Regions from separate parts of the Homo sapiens genome. Here regions 1 and 3 are each linked to region 2. A link is a contact called in ENCODE Hi-C or POLR2A ChIA-PET data. All regions are on one chromosome and are shown on one strand. The core of a region is the stretch at or near the end of the contact, and the rest is flanking DNA. Distances in the headings are between cores, read along the strand shown. Region 1 holds the start of SEC24D (SEC24 homolog D, COPII component). Region 2 holds the start of UGT8 (UDP glycosyltransferase 8). Region 3 overlaps ENPEP (glutamyl aminopeptidase).

The links. Hi-C counts contacts between places; a loop is a spot of excess contacts on that map. ChIA-PET counts read pairs that join two places held with the same protein, here RNA polymerase II (POLR2A). Pooled maps may share reads with other maps.
Region 1: a loop to region 2 is called in a map of B cell, with 14 times the contacts of the local background. The contact joins the promoter of SEC24D here to the promoter of UGT8 in region 2. A Hi-C loop is called at or near these places in 1 of 168 maps with a recorded cell type or tissue (B cell) and 2 of 50 pooled maps. POLR2A ChIA-PET finds 5 or more read pairs at or near these places in 1 of 52 experiments (PC-9).
Region 3: a pooled map shows a loop between it and region 2 (11-fold over the local background). The contact joins the enhancer-like site here to the promoter of UGT8 in region 2. A Hi-C loop is called at or near these places in 3 of 37 single-sample maps with no recorded cell type and 3 of 50 pooled maps.

What each region holds. Positions count from the first base shown.
Region 1 is chr4:118,834,784-118,837,483 of GRCh38, reverse strand. It overlaps SEC24D (SEC24 homolog D, COPII component), which reads left to right and starts at 1,358. Exons shown (of 23, transcript NM_014822.4): 1 at 1,358-1,543. RefSeq lists enhancers at 1,196-1,490, 1,111-2,002 and a silencer at 1,195-1,684.
Region 2 is chr4:114,597,495-114,600,194 of GRCh38, reverse strand. UGT8 (UDP glycosyltransferase 8) reads right to left here and starts at 1,388. Exons shown (of 6, transcript NM_001128174.3): 1 at 1,221-1,388.
Region 3 is chr4:110,482,961-110,485,660 of GRCh38, reverse strand. The region is part of intron 1 of ENPEP (glutamyl aminopeptidase); the gene reads right to left. Among named protein-coding and RNA genes, the nearest start is that of ENPEP, 8.2 kb to the right of the region's middle. RefSeq lists an enhancer at 1,211-1,260. Within about 2 kb of position 1,425, at least 5 of the 41 ENCODE cell types and tissues checked have a DNase peak (open chromatin) inside an H3K27ac peak, as active enhancers do.

The sequences.
Region 1 (2,700 bases), core at 109-2,608, 4.2 Mb before region 2:
TTAAAACAAAAATTTCAATGTGGGTTTTCAAACCTGATCAGTGTTGAAGCTGGATGTAGGCCAGATATCTTACCTTAAAATCTTTTTTTCTTTTTCTTGAGACAGGGTCTCACTCTGTTGCCCACGCTGGAACGCAGTGGTGTGATCATAGCTCACTGCCTCCTGGCCTCAAGCAATCCTCCCTGCTTGGCCTCCCAAAGTGCTGGGATAACAGGTGTGAGCCACTGTGCCTTGCCCCATGCCTTAAAAACTTTTAAGAGTGGGATAAATGGACCATATATCTTTACTGCTAAAATGACTTAAAATTCCTGCACAATTCATGTAGCATTTCGGGAGTAGCAACATCCCCATGTACGTTTTTACCTAGGCAGTTCATCAGTAAAGGTATTTGTCAAGTGGCTTTCTTGTAGCCGGGAAGAAAGTGCATGTTAAAAACAACAACACCGGGCTGGTTTTTACTTTGTAAGTTTGAGCAAAGTGGTAGCTATACCAAACCTGGGAGTGGCTGAATGTCTTTCTATTTAGCAGTGAAAGATGATAGGAAACCAGCCAGATGGTCCTGATTTTAGGGTGAGATAGAGAGGTAAGCTCCAGATCTCATATAGGTTGCCTTTATTTCTGAGCTGTTTCTCACAGGACGGTGAGCTAAACGCTGGGTGCTTTTCCATGCAGAGATTCCTGTTTGGGGCTGGGATCAGCCATCCTACTTCACAAACAAGGAATATGCGGAAGAAGGAGTATACACAACGCTAACAACCCCAATATCAATGGAAACCCCACTTCCCACACTTTTCCTTTGGGACATCTCCCCCACCCCCCACTCCTCCCGCGTTACACGTTGCCAGGCTGCTTTGGGCGTTCCTTCCTCTGTAGTGCATTGCACGGGTACGTCATCAAATGTGCGTGTACACGTGCCAGATTCGCCTTTAAACGGTAATCTCCCCTAGGTCCAGATCGTGTACTTTCCCGTATGTAACGGTAGTGCAGTACCTGAACTATTAGTTATTTAAGTAATACGTAATGAATGAAGAGCTGAAACTGCAACCTGTTGATGGAAGAATGAATGAACGCGCTCCCCTCCTTCCTGCGGGGCTGCGCCGAGAAAATACGGTTCTGATTTAGCCACGACGTTAAAGGCTTTGACCTGTAGGGGGAGGGGAAAGAAAAGACGGGAAAAAGAAAACCAAAAAACAAAAAACCGGAAAAAGGGAAAAAGCGAAAAGGGGGAGGTCGCTCGGCCGCTCGCAGGCTCAGCCCGGTGGCCCCGCCCCGCGGCGGCCGGTGGCTGTGCGCGTGCGCAGGCGGGAGCGCGGCGGCTGGTCCAAGCCCGGCGCTGGGGGCGCGCAGCCGAGAAAGGGTTTGACGTGGCAGTTCCCAGCCCAGCTGCAACTCCGAGCGTGAGTCCAGGCTAAGGGGACGCCGGCCGGGGAAGAGGCGCGGCGGGAGAAGCGACCGCAGCGGGAGCCCGGCCACCGAGGGCTGCCGGCACTAGGCGCAGAGCCGCCAGCGCTCGGAAGCCCGCGGGGTGCGGGAGCGGGAACAGGTAAAGCCTCCCACCCGCGGACGCCTTCATGCGGGACAGCCCTGCCCAGGCACAGCGGAGCGGGTTGCGGCGCCCGGCCCGGGGACGCGGCGGGAGGCCGGGTGCTCACCTGAGGCAGTGGCGGCGGGAGGAGAACTCATTCTTTGTTCTTTAGCCTTCTAGTGCAGTTTAATAGTGGGGCCGGCGGGATGGGGGAGCAGGAGGTGGGCGTGGGCATTTTTTACCCGCCCCCACCTTTTGCCTTGGGATGCAGGAACTGCCTTGTTAGGATCCTCAGTGGCCACCATTCGAGTGTCATTGCCAGCGGTTTTCTCATCTCCTTATCAACTTAATTTCCTTTTTTGAAGGAAGGAAATGTTAGAAATATTCATGGTAAAAATGGCAACTATATCTTGAAGCCTCGGGACATCCGAATAGTGAAACTGATCTGGCCAAATACGAACTTGTTCCAGGGTTAGAAGTGCACCTTGGCTAGAGTTGCTGGGTGACAGTGAGCCAGGGGGCCGTTCTGGGGTTGGGGCTCCCCAGATTTTGATCCTAGGCCTGCTTATACCAAGTGGCTTTCTGCCGTGTCGCCGCTTGAAGCTGAGTCAGGTTTCTTTAACTTGGTGCTCTGTGTGAGGAAGTTTGACGTGGCAAACTGGGTTGCGTGAGGAAGCTGATTCCTCTGAGGACCAGTTCAGAGGGAACTGGCTGCTTCCTGTTCTTTGGAGTGACCATCTCAGCCTCTCTTTTCTGTCACTCAGCAACAGGCTGCTACTTAGGTGTGTTCGTGCCGACTTCCTAAGTGCTCTTGGTTGGATGAGCTTGACCAGCGCTCAGGCTGCCACGTCTCTCTCTGCTAAGTGGGAGGAGGAAAAAGGGGTTGTCAGAAACAAAGTGGACCAGAAGGCCTTTGCCTGCCTCTCTCCTCTTTTTCAGTTCTCCCCTTCCCAGGAGAAGGAAATGATCTCATAATATTTTTACATGGTTGCTTTTATTTTGGAAACTTATAGTTTAATATGGAAACAAAATCAAATCACAAATTTTAGGCTTCAAATTTTTAATTTGAAATGTTATTTCTTGAATATAGACAGATTCTAAGTCTTAGCAGGTATCACTGATCTCTTATCTTAAATTGTAGCAAATAAAAGAACAAAAGGAAGAATATGCTTGTA
Region 2 (2,700 bases), core at 139-2,638:
ATAATAAAGGTGATTCTCCAGAGCACGCCTGGTTTGATACCGCCACCCACTCCTTCCCTTGGCGACATTTTCCTGCTAAGAACGCCTAGTTAGCGCAATCCAGCCATTCGCGTTAGTTCTCAGAACTCTCTCAGAAGTTCTCTACCTTCTCTCCTCTCCCCGCCTAGATGCTGAAAGGTGATGGGAACTCGCGGTACAGGTACAGAGGCTATTCCTTTCCTAAGGAAGTGCTGCACAATGGCAGGTTTACCGTACTCAATTTTATAAACCCTCAATTAAACCAGAAAGCTTGTATATAGAGATTGGGTACCCCGCCCACCTCCTCAGATTGTCCTTTTGCCCCGACGCACTGCATCTACTTGCACTCTCCGATGCGGTTTGCCTCCTTCAAATCCAAAACACACATACCAGGCTCCCTCGCCGCTCCTCCAGTCCATGGAAGGCGCCCTTCTTTTTGCCAGCAGCGCGTCCTTCTCTCCCCGCCCGCAGGCGCTCACCTCTTCTCTAATCCCGGGGGCCCGCACAGGCTTCTCTAATGCAAGGGCACCCCGTACCATTCCCAAATCGGCGCGGGGACCCGTGAAACCCTGCCACCACTGTACACTGTCCATTGTCGAGAGTCGCGCGGGCACGCGGAAACGGCGGGCCCCGAAAAGTCTCAGCGAGCTTGTACAGCCCCAAGACATTCCCCACCCCCAACACATCCCGCTCTTGTTCCTCCTTAGGGGGAAGACGGAGTAAAGGGGAGTTGAAGAGGTCCCGAAGCTCCTCCTGGTCCCCCACCTCCATCCCTGCCCTGGCAGCTGGCTCTGGCCTCTGGGCTCCGCGGTGCCCATCCCTTCAGGGGTCAAGTACAAGGTCCTCGGCCGAATCGCCTCCCCGTTATACCCTCCCTCTGCCTTGAGCGCACAAACGCGAGAGAACCCTCGAACGGATGCCATATGGCAGAAACAGGATCGCGGGCGCTATGAGGGGCCAGCCTAAAAAGATCTCCTTCACACCCCCTCAACCCCTAGCCTTTCTCCCTACCCCGCCAACCCCCACTAACCACTTCTAACTTCCTCAGCCCAACCCTGTCTGTGCTTTCTAATTCCCACCCCCCCGCCCCTGGACAGCAGCCATTCGCCCGGCACTCACCTCAGGGAGCAAACAACGCCCCTCTCCTCCACCCAGACCGCCCCCCCTTCCGCCCTCTGGAACGGCGTGGTCCCTCCGCTCACCTCGTCTCTTGGCTGCCCCGCGCGAGTTTGAGTGTGTGTCTGCCGCGTAATTGTATCCGGGACAGAAGGGACCTGTGTTTGTGCGCTGAATCAGGTGTCGCCGCCTTCGGTGGTTCGGGGGCGTAAGGGAGGCTTCGGAGTTAGCGTGTTGGCTAAGGAGGGCTCTCTGGGTTCACAGTTGATAGCAATGCTTTAACCGTGTCCTCCCTCGGGTCCTCAGCGCGCCTGCTCGTCCGCAGCTCCCAGCGGGCGGCCAGGCCCCCCGCCCCCCAGCCGCGCCCCGCCCTGCGTGCGGCGAGCAGAGTCGGAGCGCGCCGCTGCCCTTCCGCACTTGGCTCAGCGGGGCACGACACGGGCCGCCACGCGCTCAGCCTAGCATCACTCGCCTCTGACTGCGAGCGCCTCCAGCTCCCCGGGCTGGGGCATGGATGCAGACGCGCCTTCGTACCACGCGCTCGCAGGCTGGGCAAGGGGCAGCGCGTTGGGATCCGGCCAGTCGTCCGCTGAGCGAGGTTGGCTTGCAGGCTGGGACTTTTCGCGAGCCCTCTGGGCGCTCGAGTTGCGAACTCTGACAACGGCACGTGGCCCCGCCCACTCTTCCCTCTTTGCGAGGCGTGTCCCGCGCCCTTTCTGCCACCACCCACGTAGTCCCTGTGCCCGCCTTTTATCATCAAGGCGGCTCAGTGAGCTCTGCGTGTTGATGTCGCGCCTTTTCTCATCTTCCTGCCTTTCCTGCCTCACTTCTGCTGAATCCATTCAAAAGTTATACTTGGGCAAGTGGGTGGAGGAGTTAGGAAAATTAAAAGAGGGATGCTTAGGTGAGCAGGTACCTGCACTGCCGCCAACCCAGGCTTCAATTCTGGCTCTCTTGTAGCGGAAAGCCTTAAAAAACGCGAGTTTGGGGATCCTGAAAAAAAGTAAATAGGGTTGCTGGGCTGAATAACATCCCTCCTCTCAGGCTCCTGCTGAAAGGGCCATTCATGATTTGCCTGGTTGAGCCTGTGGCGACTTTATTCTGACGAATCTGCCTTTGCCAGCAGCATAACCTTGCCAAGTTGGCGTCTTGACCAGCAAGCAACTGTGCCCAAGGAAGCCTCTCTGTGGTGCCTCAGACCTGAGAGGCCGAGTGCCTTTGAGCGCCTGAGGTAGATTGTGAGTTTCATGAAAACCGAGAAAGTCTAAGTGTGCATGTGCGTAAGATATTTTATATATATATATCTCATATATATATGAGATATGTCTATATAACGTGGACTGAATTGTTTATTGTTTATGTTTCGTGTCGAGCATAAATTCCAGAAGCTAAGATGCTTCCATAGCACACAAACGTTATGCGTTTAAACGTTGGAAATCAAAAATGCCATGTCAGGTCATTCTGTCCTTGTTCCAAAGTGAGATTCAGAAATAGGTTGGGATTTTCTGCCCTTAGATAAGAAAACGGAAATTATATTTTACTGTATATGTTATCAGTTAATGATAA
Region 3 (2,700 bases), core at 176-2,675, 4.1 Mb after region 2:
ACACTAAGTGCAATGCAGCATTCCAGACTGGGTACTGCACTGGGGGAAAAAACATTCAAAAAGACATCATTAGGTTAGTTGATAAAATTCTATTACAGACTGTGAATTAGATAGTTGTATTAATGTTAAATTTCTTGATTTTGATGACTGTACTATGTTTATTTTAGAGAATGCCCCCGTGCTTAAGAAATATGCTCTGATGTTAAGGGGTAAAGGGAGAGGATGTTTCCATGTGCTCTGGAAAGGAAGGGGAAGGGGTACAGGCTAAAACGTAAACAATTGGTGAATCTAGGTTAAGTATTTCTAGGAATTCCTAGTACCGTTCTTATAACTTTCCTATGAGTCTGAAATTATGTCACAATAAAGTTACCCAAGAAAAGCCTCAGTTAAGAATTCATTCTGCAATAGAACAATCATTGATTAGTTTTGTGACATTAACAGTTTAGTCAATTGAAGTTTCTAAACATCTTGCAGATTGTAGTTAATTGCAAGTATATCAGACTCTAAAAAAGCCTGTACACTTTCCCAGAGTTTGAAAGTTTTATAAGATCCACCAAGCTCCAACCCCATGTTTAGTCAGCTGCCTTTTCCTTCTGAATTCTTCTGACTTCTGATGTCTTCCAGAGGCAGGGGAAAAGGAAAAGTCACTCCTTGCAAGAATGTCTCCTCTGAGTCACACCTCAGAAATAGGCCAGCTAACTAATTTGAGAAGATGAGTGTGTGTGAGTGTGCGTGCGTGCATGCGCGCACCACACACATCTTCGTGTGTGGGAGGTGAGAGGAAGGAGGAAGTGGAATTACACTTTCCTAAGCTATAGCCATGGGGTATGTTTTCAAATACTCTATTTTACTCTTGGCTGGATGCCAGAATATGAATATATATATATATAATATAATATATATATAAAATATAATATAATATATATAATATATATTCCTAAGATCCCAGGAAAGAAAATAATTTTCAATCCTTTTCTCACCTTCTCTCTTTAAAAGACATTCTGCTTGATTGTAGGCAAAAACTACCTTCCTAAACTAGCGTATTCCTGAGCTTGCCAACGGACATGGAACAGAACAGTGTGGGAGATTTCTCTGTGCGGTGTGTTTGGCCCAGCTCAGTGGTCCTCTCAGCAAATGTCAGTCACAGCAAGTCTAACTCAATCACAGTGACCCAGATATAGATACAGTGACATTCATCAACCCGAAGAGCTATATAATGTTTATTTTCTTTTTCTTTTTTAAAGTTCAGAGCCAATATGATTTTATGGGGAAAACCCTTTTCTAAGAGCAAACATTCTTACATTCTAATCCACTTCAGCTACTAAAGTGTGATCTTGACCAAGTCACAAAACCCCAGACTTTTAGTGTCCTCATCTGTAAAACCTGGTCACCAGAGCATGTATAGCCTCCTCACAGCGTTATGGGGAAGTGAGAAGGCGTAGATTACATGTAGTAATACATTTGAAACTCCCTTAAAATTTACATAATGTGGTTAGGATATACCTCATTCTACATCTTATAAATCTAGAATGCTAGTGCTTTCTGACATAGCACTTTCACAATCTGAAATATTTCAAATCCTTTCATTTGACTGCAATATATACTGGAACAAAATTACTTGGTGTATATACACTATAGGCAATGTAAGCATTTTTAAAATGGTAACCTGTTCTTTTTCTCATGAACTTCAGAATAACTCAAAAGCTCCTTTTTATATATCCTAAATTCCATCAGTTGGCCCTAAACTTTTCTAAGTGTGTGCAAAGTTGAAAACAAGGAATAAGAGATAACAATACAAAACAATTCTAGATCACAACTTCTTTGGGAAGATTTTATTCAGTGATTAAAATCAGATGACTTGTCTTGCAAATTAAGAGAAAAAGGCTGACTAATAGCACAATATGTTCAGGAGTGACTTGTGGGTACGTCCTGAATAATTATCGCGCCAGGCAAATGTGTTGGAGTAAACCACCTTCCCACAAGGGCCTCCCTATGCCACATTAATAAGTCACTTACTAGACCTAGCACAATAAAATGATAGTCTATGCAATTTAGTCGTTTCCAAAAGGGAAGAGCATTTCTCTGGCATCTCTGAGTGGATCAGATCAAGGTGACTTTAAGAAAACTGAGGGAGAAGGGGCGATGGCACAAGTTATGGCTTGGATCACTCTGAATTGACTCTAAAAAAAAAACCAAAAAAGGTACCTAATTATCTCATAAATCATCTGGCATGCTGTTTCCAGTGAAGACTCTCTGGCTGTGCTGAGCAATTTTATAAGTTGAACCAGCAAAATAAACAGCAAGTTTTGGGTGAAATCCTTAAACACAGAGCTTCTGATTCGGGACAGGTAGTCACAATTGCTAGGGGTCTATATAGACTAAATAAAGGGTTCCAGAATTACATAGAGGAGCAGCTTGGTGAAAAACAACCCCTCTAGATTGTTCAGACCTCTATGTATTTTTATGGTGGTTTGAATGAACCAGTTAGTTATTTAACTTTATTTTCCAATTTTTTTTTTCTATGTAGAAGATATTCAAGGTCAAGTAAAATTTCTTTTTGTTTTCTTGCTTCCAAAATAAAAGAAATTTACTTAGCCTCCTGCAACAAGTAAACAAGACCAAAAAGAAAATGTATTCTTTTTTTGTTTGTTTGAGATGGAGTCTCACTCTGTCACCCAGGCTAGAGTGCAGTGGCGCGAT